Linked DNA regions of Homo sapiens: region 2 is linked to region 1. Evidence: read pairs that join two places in POLR2A ChIA-PET (ENCODE). Cell type or tissue: IMR-90. All regions are shown on one strand.

The links. Peaks named below come from ENCODE experiments on the same cell type or tissue, not always from the same donor. Only the 100,000 strongest peaks of a DNase experiment are listed, where the experiment ranks them.
Region 2: POLR2A ChIA-PET joins it to region 1 with 14 read pairs; 2 of 35 experiments call an interaction of 5 or more read pairs at or near these places.

The regions. Positions count from the first base shown.
Region 1 is chr1:218,796,342-218,804,341 of GRCh38, forward strand. No RefSeq gene overlaps it. Among named protein-coding and RNA genes, the nearest start is that of LINC01710, 120 kb to the right of the region's middle. In IMR-90, no CTCF peak of the experiment used is centred here; no DNase peak of the experiment used is centred here.
Region 2 is chr1:219,371,180-219,379,179 of GRCh38, forward strand. It overlaps a transcript of LYPLAL1 not described here. Among named protein-coding and RNA genes, the nearest start is that of LYPLAL1-AS1, 180 kb to the right of the region's middle. In IMR-90, no CTCF peak of the experiment used is centred here; no DNase peak of the experiment used is centred here; H3K27ac peaks cover 566 bases.

The DNA.
Region 1 (8,000 bases):
TGCTCTGGAAGGGGCCATGGACGTTATTTAGGTAAGTACAAGAGGGCCCTGGAGGAAGAAGGTGAAAAGAAATCTTCTTGCAGGATTATGCTGAGCAGTGGGACTCCACGGCCCATGCCATAGGGGCTCATTCCATTGTCTCCTTGTCTTACTTTTATTTAAAGAGGTCATCATAAAAAGTGGTATTTTAGTCCATTTGGGTGGCTATAACAAAATTAGCTTAGACTGAGCAATTTGTAAATCATAGACATTTATTTCTCACAGTCCCAGAGGCTGGGAAGTCCAAGACAAGAGCACCAGCAGATTCAGTGTCTGGTAAGGGGCTGCTATTTGCTTCCAAAATAGCACCTCTTGCTGAGTTCTCACATGGCTGAAGAGCAAGGCAGCTCCCTTCAGTCTCTTTTATAAGGGTACTAATCCCACTCATGGTGTTGGAGTCCTCATGACTTAAGTACTTCCTAAAAGACCCCGCTTTCTAATACTATTAGTTTCCACCATATGAATTTTGGGGCAAAACTGATATTCAGACCATAGCAGGTGGTTTTAATTTCACATCCCCTAAGAGGTTTGTAATGTAAGATAAGAAAGGGTGAAAAATTGCTGATTTGGTCTAATCCCATCATTCTGAAAAAGCTTCAGCCTTAAAGACAACACTTAACGAAAGTAACCAAGGTAATAGGTAGCAACGGCAGATACTCAGGCTCATACACATTTCTCTGCAATGAGAAAGTAGCACCCCTTTTTCCTAGTGCTTTTTCTCCTTAAAGTATGCTTCCTCCCCTGCTGATGATTTCTTAAGACATGGGAATATAAGCAAATTGTTCAATGGAAAGTCATAAAATATTTAGAGCCTCTTATTAACTATGTGTTCCACATTTGTATATTTTAATTATTTTTACAATGTAAGAAACTTTATAAGAAAAGCCAGGAATTCCTGCAATTTGTTTTTGACTCATTTTTTCTAAGAGTTTTAAACATACATTTTTAAAACATTTTTAAACTTTTACTTAAAAAAGTAAACTCTGTTCTTTTCCTGGACATACAAGAAAAGTAACTTACTGAAGAGTATATGAAACAATATCTCAGGTCCATAACGAAAAACAGAAAACTGACTTTTCAAGTCCTTGTGGGTAGTTATCAAAATAAAATATAGCATTTTACTAAGTATTCACCATAAAATATGTTTATCACAATGCTGTTGTAATTTTTATATTCTCAACATTTACTTAAAGCAGAATATATTGTAATGTCAACATTAAAGTGCTCAGTTGAAACCGTCCTTTCTTTTCTCTAGTGTGCCTCAGTTGAGACCTATATGAAAGTAATACATGTACTCATCTTCATAGGCTTAGTTCCATCTGAGAAGCTTTTGCTGTTTTCTCTCCTGCTCTCTGCTTGCATCTTCATGGTGATATGTTACTTGTCTAGTCTTACCTTAATTTAGATAGCCATTGGCAAACTATGTTCCACAGGCCAAACCCAGTCCATAAAGTGTTTGTTATTTTATTTTTATTCTATGTGGTTTGTTTATAATTTTTTCTTTCAACTTTTATTTATATTCAGGAGGTATATGTGTAGATTTGTTACATGAGTAAATTGCATATCACTGGGGTTTGGTATACAAATGATTTTGTCACCCAGACAGTGAGCATAATACCTGATAGGTAGTTTTTCAACCCTTACCTCCTTCTCATCCTCCACCCTCAAGAAGACACTGGTGTCTACTGTTCTGCTCTTTGTGTCCATGTGTAGTCAAGGTTTAGCTCCCACTTATAAGTGAGAACATGGAACATGTGGTATTTTGTTTTCTGTTCTTGTGTTAGTCCACTTTCGATAATGGCCTCCAGCTACATCTATATTGCTGCAAATGACATTATTTTATCCTTTTTTTTTTATGGCTGTGTGTATTCCATGGTCTATATGTACCACATTTCCTTTCTTTTTTTTTTTTTTTTTTTTTTGAGATGGAGTCTTGCTCTGTCACCCAGGCTGAAGTGCAGTGGCGTGATCTTGCAGTGGCTCACTGCAACCTGTGCCTCCTGGATTAAAGTGATTCTCCTCCCTCAGCCTCTCGAATAGTTGGGACTACAGGCATGCACCACCACACCCGGCTCATTTTTGTATTTTTGGTAGAGACAAGATTTCACCATGTTGGCCAGGCTGGTCAAGTGATTCACCAGCCTTGGTCTTCCAAAGTTTTGGGATTACAGGCATGAGCCACCACACCCAGCCCCACATTTTCTTTATCCAGTCCACCACACCAGTGATGGGCATCCAGGTTGTCTTCATGTCTTTACTATTGTGAAAAGTGCTGTGATGAACTGTGCATACATGTGTTTTTCTGGTAGAATGATTTATATTCTGGGTATATATCCAGTAATTGGATTGCTGGGTTGAATGGTAGTTCTGTTTTAAGTTCTTTAACAAATCTCCAAACTGCTTTCCACAGTAGCTGAATTAGTTTACATTTCCACCGGCAGTGTACAAGTATTCTTTTTTCTCTGCAACCTCACCAACATCTGTTATTCTTTGACTCTTTAATAATAGCCATTCTGACTGGTATAAGGTGGTATCTTATTGTGGTTTTGATTAGAATTTCTTTAATGATTAGTGATGTTGAGCATTTTTTCATATGCTTATTGGCTGCATGTATGTCTTCTTTTGAAAAGTGTCTGTTCATGTCCTTTGTTCACTTTTTAATGGGGTTGTTTGTTTTTCGCTTGTTGATTTGTATAAGTTCCTCATAGAATCTGGATATTAGACCTTTGTTGGATGCATAGTTCACAAATATTTTCTGTCATTCTTTAGATTGTCTGTTTACTCTGTTGATGGTCTCCTTTGCTAAGCAGAAGTGCTTTAGTTTAATTACGGCCCAGTTATACATTTTTATTTTTGTTTGCAATTGCTTTTGAAATCTTCATCATGATATCTTTGTGAAGGCCTATGTCCACAGTGATATTTCATAGGTTTTCTTCTAGGGTTTTTATAGTTTTAGGTTTTATGTTTAAGTCTTTCATCCATCTTGAGTTGATTTTTGGATATGGTGAAAGGAAGGGGTCCAGTTTCAATCTTCTGCATACGGCTAACCAGTTATTCTAGCACCATTAATTGAAGAGGGAGTCCTTTCCCCATTGCTTGTTACTATTGACTTTGTTGAAGATCAAATGGTTATAGGTGTGTGGCTTTATTTCTGGGCTCTCTATTCTGTTCCATTGGTCTATGCATCTGTTTTTGTAACAGTGCCATGCTGTTTTCGTATACAAAGTAGCCTTGTAGTATAGTTTGAAGTTGGGTAGTATTCTTTTTCCTTAGGTTTACTTTGGCTATTCAGGCCTTTTTTGTTGTTTAATTCCATGTGAATTTTAAAATAGCTTTTTTCTAGTTGTATGAACAATGACATTGGTAGTTTGATAGGAATAGCACTGAATCTGTATTGCTTTGGGCAGTATGGTCATTTTAACCATATTCTTCCTATCCATAAGCATGGAATATTTTTCGATTTGTCTTTGTTGTCTTTGATTTCTTTCAGCAATACTTTATAATTCTCACTGTAGATATATTTCACTTACCTGGTTAGCTGTATCCTGTAAACTGAAGTTTCAGGATACAAAACTGAAACTGAAAACTGAAGTTTTCCATCCATTCTAGGAGACTTTGAGCAGAGACTCTGGGGTTTTCTAGGTATAGAATCATATCACCCGCAAAGAGATCTAGTTTGACATCCAGTCTTCCTATTTAAATGTCTTTTATTTCTTTCTTTTGCCTGATTGCTCTGTCTAGGATTTCCTGTACTGTCTTGAATAGGAGTGGTGAGGGTGGGCATTCCTGTCTTGTTCTCATTCTAAGGGGGAATGCTTTCTGCTTTTTCCCATTCCGTATGATGGGAAGTATGAGGTTGGCTGTTGGTTTCTTATAGATGGCTCTTATTATTTTGAGATATGTTCCTTTGATGCCTACTTTTTTGAGGGTTTTTAACATAAACAGATGTTAAATTTTATTGAGAGCCTTTTCTGCATCTATTGAGATGATCATCCTGTCTTTGTTTTTAGTTCTCTTTATGTGATGAATCACATTTATTGATTTGTGTATGTTGAAGTAAACTTGCAACCCAGGGATAAAACCTACTTGATCATAATAGATTAGCTTTGCAATGTGGTGCTGGATTCAACTGGCTAGTATGTGTCTATGTTCATCAGGGACATTGTCCTGAAGTTTTCTTCCCTCATTGTGTCTGTGCCAGGTTTTTTGGTGTTTTTGTTTGTTTGTTTGTTTGTTTTTTGTGGAGGTCGGGGAGCGGGCAGCGTTTTGCTCTTGTTGCCCAGGCTGGAATGCAATGGCACCATCTTGGCTAACTACAATGCCTGCCTCCTGGGTTCAAGTGATTCTCTTGCCTAAGCCTCCCGGGTAGCTGGGATTACAGCACCCGCCACCACACCCAGCTAGTTTTTGTGTTTTTAGTAGAGATAGGGTTTCACCATGTTGGCCAGGCTGGTCTTCAACTCCTGACTTCAGGTGATTCACCTGCCTTGGCCTCCCAAAGTGCTGGGATTACAGGTGTGAGCCACCATGCCCGGCCTGTGCCAGGTTTTGATATTGAATGATGCTGCCCTCATAGAATGACTTAGGGAGGCATCCCTCCTCCTCAATTTTTTGGAATAGTTTGATAGGTTGATACCACCCTTCTTTATATGTCTGGTATAATTCAGTTGTGAATCCATCTGTTCCCGGACTTTTTCTGGTTGGTAGTTCTTTAATTACTGATTAGATTTCAGAGCTCGTTATTGGTCTGTACAGATATGCGATTTCTTCCTGGCTCAATCTTGAAAGTTGGGTATTTCCAGGAATTCATTCATTTCTTCTAGGTTTTCTAGTTTGTGTGCATAGAGGTATTTGTAATAGTCTCTGAGGGTTTTATGTATTTGTTTGTGGTCAGTGGTAATGTCACCTTTGTCATTTCTGATTGTGTTTATTTGAATCTTCTCTCTTTTTTTCTTTATTAGTCTAGCTAGAAGTATATTAATCTATTTATTCTTTAAAAGTGCAAACTTTTGGTTTCACTTGTCTTTTGTACGGGTTTTTATGTCTCAATTCCATTCAGTTCAGCTCTGATTTTGGCTCTTTCTGCTAGCTTTGGAATTGGTTTCCTCTTGTTTGTCTAGTTTCTCTAGGTGGGATGTTAGGTTGTTAATTTGAGATCGTTCTACCATTTTGATGTTGGCATTTAGCACTCTAAACTTTCCCCTGAATAATGCTTTAGCTGTATCCCAGAGAATCTGGTATGTTGTATCATTGTTTTTATAAGTTTCAAACAATGTCTTTATTTCTGCCTTAATTTCATTCTTTACCCAAAAGTCATTCAGGAGCAGGTTGTTTAATTTCCATGTAATTGTACAGTTTTCAAAAATCCTCTTGGTATTGATTTCAATTTTTATTGCACTGTGGTCTTTGAATGTGGTTCGTATGATTTTGGTTTTTTGAGTTTGTTAGGAATTGCTTTATGGCCGAACAGGTGGTCAATCTTGCAGTATGTGCCATGCGCAGATGAGAACATATATTCTGTTGTTTTGGGATGGAGTGTTCTGTAGATATCTGCTGGATCAAGTTTAGATCCTGCAGCTTTATTAGTTTTCTGCCTCAATGAACCGTCTAACCCTTAGAGTGGGCTGTTGAAGTTTCCCACTATTATTGTGTGGTAATTTAAGTCTCTTTGCAGGTCTATAATAACTTGTTTTATGAGTCTGAGTGCTCCAGTGTTCGGTGCATATATATTTAGGATAGTTGTCTTCTTGTCGAATTAAACACTTTATCATTTTGTAATTCCCTTCTTTGTCCTTTTTGATCACTGTTGGTTTAAAGTTTGTTTTGTCTGACATAAAAATAACAATCCCTGGTCTTTTTGTTTTCTGTTTGCTTGATAAATCTTTCTCCATTCCTTTTCTTTGAGCCTTTGGGTGTCATGGCATGTGAGATGGGTTTCTTGAAGAGTACACGCAGGTGGGTGTTACTTTTTCATCCAACTTCCCACTCTGTGCCTTTTAAGTGAGGCCTTTAGCCCGTTTACTTTCAACATTAATATTGCTTTGTGCGGATTTGATTCTGTCATTGTGTTGTTAGCTGGTTGTTGCGTAGAACTGATTGTATAGTTGCTATATTGTCAGTGGGATATGTACTTAAGTGTGTTTTTGTGGTGTCGGATAACAGCTTTTTGTTTCCACGTTTAGCAGTCCCTTAAGGACCTCTTGCAAGGCAGGGTGTAATGAATTCCCTTAGGATTTGCTTGTCCAAAAAGGATTTTATTACTCTTTTGCTTGGGAAGCTTAGTTCAGCTTGATATGAAATTCTTGGTTGGAATTTCTTTTTCTCAACGTTGCTTAATATAGACCCACAGTCTCTTCTGGCTTGTACAGTTTCTGCTGAAAGGTTTGTTGTTAGCCTAATGGGGCTCCCTTTATATGTGACCTGCTCCTTCTCTCTAGCTGCCCATAATATTTTTTCTTTCATGTTGACAATGGAGAATCTGATGACTATGTGTCTTGGGGATGGTCATCTTGTATAGTTTCTTGCAGGGTTTCTCTGAGTTTCCTAAATTTGCATGTCAATCTTTCTAGCGAGGCTTGGGAAATTTTAGTGGACAATATCCTTAAGTATGTTTTCCAAGTTGCCTGCTCTCTCTCCTTCTCTTTCTGGTATGCCAGTAAGTGATAGGTTTGGTCTCTGTACATAATCCCATATTTTTGGAGGTTTTGTTAATTTTTTAAAAACGCTTTTTTCTTTATTTTTTTCTGAGTTGATTCGAATAACATCAGTTCTGAATCAGGCTCTGAGATTCTTTCCTCAGCTTGGTCTCTTCTGTTGTTAATACTTTGATTGTATTATAACATTCTTGTAGGGAGATTTTCAGCTCTAGAAGATTAGTTCAATTCTTTCTTAAAATGGCTATTTTACTTTTCAGCTCTTGCATCATTTTATTGGATTACTTGGACTGAGTTTCAGCTTTCTCTTGAATCTCAAGGAGCTTTGTTGCCATCATAGGGTGTTTTTATACAGCCTATATGCTAAAAATAGTTTTTAAGTTTTTACATTAAAAAATCAAAAGAAGATTTTTTGATATGCAATTACATGAGAATCAAATATTCACAATAAATGTTTCATTGGCACGCACTCATACCTATTTGTTTATATATTGTCTGTGGCTAATTTCCTGCTACAGGATAGAGTTACGTAGTTGTAACTCTGGCTGTGTGGCCTGAAAAGATGACAATAGTTATTATCTGGCCCTTTAAGAGAAAAAGTTTGGTGACCCCTGATTTGGACAATTTGATTCTGAAACTTATCTGGTTATTCCTACATCCTTAAATTATGCTGTTTTTCAAAAAATTTTTTTAAATTAAGCTACACATATAATTTCCAACACTGGGTTTATGATACATACATGTGTCAGGATTCTGGGGCTCCCTGACTCATTTATTGTATCTAGTGGTAATCCTGGAAGATGGGCCCATATAGCTATCAAGTGGGGATTTGGATATTTTGATAAAGTGAATTATGCAACAGAGAAATAAAGTGTGAGGTCCACTACCTCAGAGATAGAAAATAAATTGTTATATCTCTAGACAGACTTTGCAAGAACCCAGGGAAAATTGGGGACAAAACGACAACTTTAAGTAGTCTTCAGCAAAGAGATGACAATTGAAGACATAACAAAAATGTAATTAAAACCCAGGAATTTATACTCCAAAATGGACTATTTACATACAACCTAGAACAGATCCTCTCTCTACATTATAGTACTTTTCTGAAAAGGCTGACTACATCATTTGTCATTTTCTGGAAGTAAAAGGATGATGGTTCTGGTTGTTACTCATCTTCATTGATTTTTCCTTTTGCCAGAAATAGTTTAGGGTGGAGAAAAGAAACACTGGGCAGAATTGAAGAAGGAGGCATAAGAAGGGAAGCTAAGACTATTCTGGGCACATTCCTAACTTTTGTTGATGACTTCA
Region 2 (8,000 bases), 570 kb after region 1:
TAAACTGTGGGTATGCATTCCTTGGAGTCACCACTCAAAGGCACTAAAAAGAGGCAGGATGCATAGATCCCAGTTGTTTGCTCCTACATCATGTTCTGGTCCCCACCAAGTCCTTGTTTTTGGTGTCCCTTAGGAATGAACAGACTTCTTCAGATAGCACAGAGATAATCATATCAAAGGAAGCATTGCCCTCCTGGGGGGTCAGGGATATAAATTTCTTATGCTCTTTCTGTGAACAAGACAGAGTCATTGACTAATGAACAATATTCTGTCAGTAATGCTTGGTGTCTTTGGATGGAAATTATTAAACTTGCAATGTCTCAGCATAATAATTGTTAAGCTAAGTTCACCTAAGGCTACCTCCCTACATATCTTAAGTTTGGCCAAAAGTTTCTCTGTACATATTTATAACATAACTAGATGTGTAAACAGACTGTAACTTACTCTTGTGCCAATCACCGAGTTTTGAGTTTTGGCCAATCAAAGGTGGCCAACTGCTCAAACTAGGTCCAAAGAAGACAAACGCCAAGCTGTAACCAATCCAATTGTTTCCCTCACTTCCATTCTCTGTATGTCACTTTCCTTTGTCTGTACACAAGTCTTTTACTATGCAGCAGCACTAGAGTGTTTCTGAATCAGCTGTGATTCTGGGACTGCCCAATTTGCAAATTTTCTTTGTTCAACTAATCTCTGTTAAATTTAATTTGTCTAAGGTTTTTCTTTTAACATAATAATAATTTCAATGTACTCCACTTTCCCAGGGTCTTCCTAACCCACTGTCTGAAATCATCAGACTTCCCTTCAAGTACCTTCTAGCCTATCCCTGTTCCTTGAACACCCCTTCCCCTGGTCCCTCAGTTCTATTATCTGGGGATCTAGTTCCATGTGAATAAATTACCAGGAAAGAATGGCTTATTGCTACACCTTCACCTCACATAGAAAATTTTGTTTTCAATAAAATCTGAAAACACAATTACTGTCTTATTCCAAAGGACTACCCTCCTGGCAAAAATTCAGGTAGGCAATCCAGCATGCAAGGTGATAAGAGCACAAAGATTCTGAGACAGGAAACCTTTGCAATCATATTTATTAAACAAATAAATAAATAAAACACTTCCCTTCTTATGCAAAGGGTCAGCCCTGATTTGAGGATTTTAGAACCTCTAAAATGTTAGAATCAGAGAAGACCTTAAAAATCATGTTCAGTTTTCTCATTTTCCAAGTGAGGAGGCCAAGACCCATAGGTGAAGTAATTGAGATCTCGGCAAAAAACTCTTAATTCAGAAAGCCCCCTTTTTTGACCTTCAGTAGGACTTTTCACCTTTGGGTTCTAATGCGAACTCTGAATTCTGAGATAACAAAAAAAGTTTCACACACAGTGCTGATGTATAGTAAATGTCTTTTGGTGGTGCCTGAAAATATAAAATGATAAAAATTGGCCCTGGCCTGCTGGCTCACACCTGTAATCCCGGCAATTTGGGAGGCCAAGGCAGGTGGATTGTTTGAGCTCAGGAATTCAAGACTAACCTGGGCAACATGGTGAAACCCTGCCTCTACAAAAAAATACAAAAAAAATTGGCCAAGCATGGTGATATGCCCCTATAATCCCAGCTACCCGGGAGGCTGAGGTGGGAGGATCACCTGAGCCTGGGAGGTAGAGGCTGCAATGTACCGTGATCATGCTACTGCACTCCAGCCTGGGCTACACAGTGAGACCCCTTCTCAAAAAAAAAAATAAATAAATTGTTCTACATTATTTTTCTCCAGGAAAGCAATTGGCTCAAACATTCAGAGATTGATCACTAAGAATTTGTAAGCAGTGCCCCAACATTGTCCTAAAGGCAAAAATAACTTAGCTGTTTGTGCCATGCAAATATTAGACTGGTCTATTGTTTAACCATCAGGCATGCTGGTGGCTGAAAAAAATGAGTCATTTATTCCAACATAACAGTTTAGTGTTAGTCCACATTGGTGTGCGTACATGTAGCTATGACTGAACATACATATGAAAGCAGGGGATGTGCAGCATTTTCTACAATAAATGGTATAAAACAAGGTTTTGGGAGCTCACCTGCACTACATGCACATGTAAGACACAGTAGGAAACCGCTCCCATCACTTCCTTGTGAAGTCAAGATAGTCGTGGTAGCTAACGCAGTATATTGAGTTGTCGGGGCTCAGTTTCACATCATAATGGGATTTCCTTTCAAATTACATGGAGGAGAAATCTAGCTCCTGCTTGCTGAGTTATTACCCCAGTCTCAAAAGGGGTGTCTTGGTCTCTTCTGCTGTTAATTATGTACACTCTGCAGCAGCTTAATCTAATTATGACTCTCTCCAGTGATTACATGATAAGACATTCCCAGGCCCATTTTTTTAGTTCTCTTTTTCCTAGGCTTCTCTGCCTCAACTCTCCTTCAGAAGTCGCACTCAAAAAGCTTAGTAACAATTGGAATCTAACTACATTTTAACATAACACTTACATTCATGCTTCTGTTCACACTGTAAAAGGTAATCTTTGAATGGTTTAAGCATCTGGATTCTATTATAGCGAAGTACAGCACTCAAAATGGAAGAGACTTTTTACATTTGTGTGGAATTCAGGCAGTTGCCTGAGCCACCCTTGGGCCTAGTTGTTTCAAAGAGATTTGCAGCAGGCTTAAGTCAGAAATGATAAAATTGTCAAAAAAAAAAAAAAAAAACAAAAAAAAAAACACAAAAACCTTTGGAATTCCTTTTGGAAGACAGCTAAAAAAATAAAACCAAACCAAACCTCCAAAAGGAAAAAGGAAGAGATTTCTGCCTGCAAATTTTTAATCATACAGTTTATTGGGTCAAATACTGAAACTCCAAATAGTGGCTGCTGTGCATATCCAAGAAGTTTCCACTTTTTTCTACTCAAATATAACATTGGTTTTACAGTTCTGCAGATTACAAATCACATGGTTTTGTGTGGATTTTTTTTTTTTTTTGGTGGGGGCGGTATGGATATTGGATTTTTCTTCCATTTGTCTTATTTAAATAGTCCAAACTTTTGTGGTTTGGTCATTAAAATCCAATTGGCAGAGAACGGCTGAATCTTTATGTTCTCCAGCTGTGTTCTTACCAGCTACAAACAAGCATTATTAACCATATGACCATATTTATATCAGCCGTGGGTGAGCGTTTCTGATGACCCATCCTGGCAGCCCACAGAGACGTCCAGTGCCTGGGACCTATGGTGTCCTTGAACAGAAAGGAGGCAAAAACTTCCAAAGAGTGATATTTGATCTTACTGTGAAATAGCTGAAACCATCCTCCCATGATTAACAAGAATTCTGGACAGAAATATTGTTATAGTTAAGCATTAATCAGGCTGCACCTTAACCCACTTCTTTGTAACCAAAAATCACTAGATACTGACTATTTACATCCTCATTGTTCCTATAGACAGGATTTCTAACATTAGGATCATGAGACTGTTTAAGAATTGATTTGCATCTCATTGTTCCTATAGACATAATCTCTGACATTAGAATCTTAAGGATTTTGTTTAAGGATTACTTAAGATGTTTTTCACATCCCAAATTCCGGCAAAACAGCTGACATTAACCAGCTTGAAAATGCCACAGATGAATAGAATCAGCATGAGAATACAGTTTCTTCATTTCCCCGTTCCATGACTTCACCCTGAGCTCTCCAACCAGTCAACAATCTCCATGATTCAGCCCACTCCAAAACTCTTTAAAACCCAGCCCCAAATTACTTGGGGGGATGGATTTGAGGTTCCCTTCCATCTCCTTATTCAGCAGCATACAATTAAACCTCTTTCTTTGCTGCATCCCAGTATCTCCACGTATTTACTTGCTGTGCGCATCAGGCAACAGACCTACTACCATTACATAGCTGTTCAAGGAAAGTAATGCCAGCCTAATAGCTGTTGTCAACCAATCTAATTTAGAAGGGACAAAGCACAGGGAATACAGTAGACAGATTAAAAAAGCATTACTTTGGTACGGCAAAAGAGGCCGGGCATGGTGGCTCACATCTGTAATCCCAGCACTTTGGGAGGCCAAGGCAGGCAGATCACCTTAGGTCAGGAGTTTGAGACCAACCTGACCAACATGGAGAAACCCCGTCTCTACTAAAAATACAAAATTAGCTGGGCGTGGTGGCGCATGCCTGCAATCCCAGCTACTCAGGAGGCTGAGGCAGGAGAATTGCTTGAACCCGGGAGGCGGAGGTTGCAGTGAGCCAGGATCGCAGCACTGCACTCGAGCCAGGATCGCAGCACTGCACTCCAGCCTGAGCAACAAGAGCAAAACTCCTTCTAAAAAAAAAAAAAAAAAAAAAAAAAGGAACAAATAGAAGAAGCTCAAGTAACAACAGTGGGAAAGAGAAAAGAGGATAGGTTTTGGTTTATGTAGCAAATGTCTCAGAAGAATATAGTTGAAACAATGACATTTTTTACAGATACATAAACATTTATCCTAAAATTCATGTGGAATCTAAAGCATCCCAAATAACCACAGCAATCTTGAAAAAGAAAAACCAAATTGGAGTTTTTATGCTTCCTGATTTTTTTTTTTTTTTTTGGCGTGGGGGCAGAGTCTCGCTCTGTCGTCCAGGCTGGAGTACAGTGGCGCGATCTCAGCTCACTGCAAGCTCCACCTCCCGGGTTCATGCCATTATCCTGCCTTAGCCTCCCGAGTAGCTGGGACTACAGGCGCCCGCCACCACGCCCAGCTAACTTTTTGTACTTTTAGTAGAGACGGGGTTTCTCCATGTTAGCCAGGATGGTCTTGATCTCCTGACCTCATGATTCACCCGCCTCGGCCTCCCAAAGTGCTGGGATTACAGCCGTGAGCCACTGCACCTGGCCTATGCTTCCTGATTTTCTAACTTACTACAAACCTACATTAATCAAAATAGTGTGGTACTGGTAAAATATGTCATGTTATGTATATTTTATCACGTAAAGATGGACATATAGACCAGTGAAATAAAGCAGAGAGTCCAGAAATATATGTTCAAATGATTTTTGAGAAGGATGCTAAGACCACTTAATGGGGAAAAAAATGGCAGTTTCTTCAACAAATGGTGTTTAAAAACTATATATCCACTTGCAAAAGAATAAAGTTGAACCTTTATCTTACATCATACACAAAAATTAACTCAAAATGGATTAAAGACAAATATAAAAGCAAAAATTATAAAACCCTTAGAAGAAAATATTGGGAGGAAATTTTATGACATACCTTAGCAGTGATTTCTTGAATATGACACCAAAAACAACGGAAACAAAAAAATTGGCAATTGAATTACTGTTGAAAACTTTTGTGCATTGAAAGATACTATCAACAGAGTGAAAAGACAAGTCATGGAATAGCACAAAATTGTATGTTTGAGTAGAGGTTGGCATCCATAATATGTAAAGAACCCCTAAAACCCAACAAGAAAACAACTAACAACCTGATTTAAAAATGGGCAAAGGGTAAGGATATATATTTCTCTAAAAAATACATGCAAATTGTCAATAAGCACATAAAAAGGTGCTTAACATTGCTAATCATTATGGAAATGCAAATCAAAACCACAATGAGATATCACTTCACGATCATTAGAATGGGCAATTAGCAACACAGACACAACTACAACAACAAAACATACAACAAATTTTGGCAAGGGTGTGGGGAAATCAGAATCTCTGTACACTGCTAGTACAAATATAAAATGGTACAGCTGCTATGGAAAACAGTATGGTGGTTCCTCAAAAAATTAAACAGAAAATTACTATCTGGCCCAGCAATTCCACTTCTGGGTATATACCCCAAAGAATTGAAGGCAGTGTCTCAAAGAAATATTTGTACACCCATGTTCGTAGAAGCATTATTCATAATAGCTACCAGGCAAAATCAACCCAAAGTGTCCACAGACAGATGAGTGGGCAAACACAATGTGGTATATAAATATAATATGATATTATTCAGCCTTCATCCAAAAGAAATTCTGACACATAATACAATATGGGTAAATGATGAAGACATTATTATGCTAAGTAAAATAAGCCAGTTACAAAAGGACAAATACTGTATGGTTTCACTTATACAAAGTATCTAGAGTACTCAAATTCTTGAAGCCAGAGACAAGAATGGCTGTTTCTAGGGACTAGAGAGAGTGAGGAATGGGGAGTTAGTGTTTAATGGGTATAGAGTTTCAGTTTGAGAAGATAAAAATCTTCTGGAGTTGGATGGTGGTGATGCTTGCACAACAATGTGAATGTATTTAATGTCACTGAACTAGATACTTAAAAATTGTTAAAATGGTCAATTTTATGTTACATTATTTATATTTTGTCACAGTAAAAAAGTATACTTGAACAATTTTTAAATGCCCCCACATACCTTTAGTTTATTTTTTTACAAAAGGACTCACCTGTAGAAATAAAAGCTGGAGATTGCCTCTTCTTTAATTAGTATTTGGCTGATTCTATATAATGGATACTTATCTAAAATATTTATTGTAAATCAAATTATTATAAATTACATTATTTAAGTAATAATTTTTCTTTTTATTTAAAGAAACTGCAAAGTTAAAATTTTAATGACCCGACTCTTACATCTTGTTCTCTATCACAAATTCGTAATTTTTCATATGAAGTTCCAAACTCAAAGACACCCAGCTTCCTAAAGGTGTAGGCCACAGATAGCCAAACATTTTCTATAAAGGGCCAGAGAGTAAATATTGTGGCTTTGCCATGTGGTCTCTGTCTGAACTAATTCAATTCTGCAACTGTAGCAACAAAGCAGAAATAGGCAATACATAAACTAATGGGGATGTCTATGTTCCAATAAAACTTCACTTTCAAAAACAGATGGTGAGGAGGATTTGGCCATAGGTTGCTGACCTCTGGTGTAGACCAAATGAGATCTCTGCTTCATGCAAAAAGGGTCCAAAACAGTTCTCAAGAAAAGTGTTAGCTGGATGAAGTCAGGAAGGACAAGTGTATTAGTCTGTTCTCACGCTGCTCATAAAGACATACCTGAGACAGGGGAATTCATAAAGGGAAAAGGTTTAATTGACTCACAGTTGAGCATGGCTGGGGAAGCCTCAGAAAAGCTACAGTCATGGCAGAAGGGGAAGCAAACACATCTTTCTTCACATGGTGGCATCAAGGAGAAGAGTGAGCAAAAGGGGAAAAGCCCCTTATAAAACCATCAGATCTCATTAGAACTCACTCACCATCATGAGAACACCATAAGGATAACCATCCCCATGATTAAATTACCTCCCACGACACATGGGGATTATGGGAACTACAATTCAAGATGAGATTTGGGTGAGGACACAGCCAAACCATATCAGCAAGGAAATTAAAAATTGTTATTCAAGCAAAGGTAGTGGAGGTGAGTAGGGATGGGAGTAAAAAGAAAATGGGGGTCAGGGGAGGTGGAGAGAAGGTTCTCCATCCGAGGAAGCTACATACTCAGAGACCCAGAGGCTAAATGATGAAGCCCACTGCTGCTCTTGGAAATCACTGAGGGCATAATGAGACATGGAGTGCTTTAGCATGAATATTTAAGAATATACACAAGGGCCTTTTGGTCAGCAGAGACCCAAAGGGTTATAAAGGCTGAGGGGAGGTGGAGGAGAGTAAAGATAGACAATAGACAATATATTTTTAATTGGAACTTTAATAGAGCTTTTGAGTTCTGAACTCATGCAGTAAGTAGTTTTGACAAGCCAATGCCCAGTAATCACTTTACCAAGGGGGAGAGCTTGTTCACCATTAAATGCTGATCTGTTAAAGGAAAACACAAATTCATAATTCATACTATTTCAATTTTTGCTTGGAGGCCAACTAGCAACATAGAATATATTTCATTTTAACATTTCTCTCTATATATATATTATGTATGTTTGTCCTATACTTTAAGTTTAACCGTAATATTTGCCAGTAAATCATAAGTATGTCTGCAACAAATGTCCTAAGGGGATTTTGGTGACTTCTGTTAACCTCT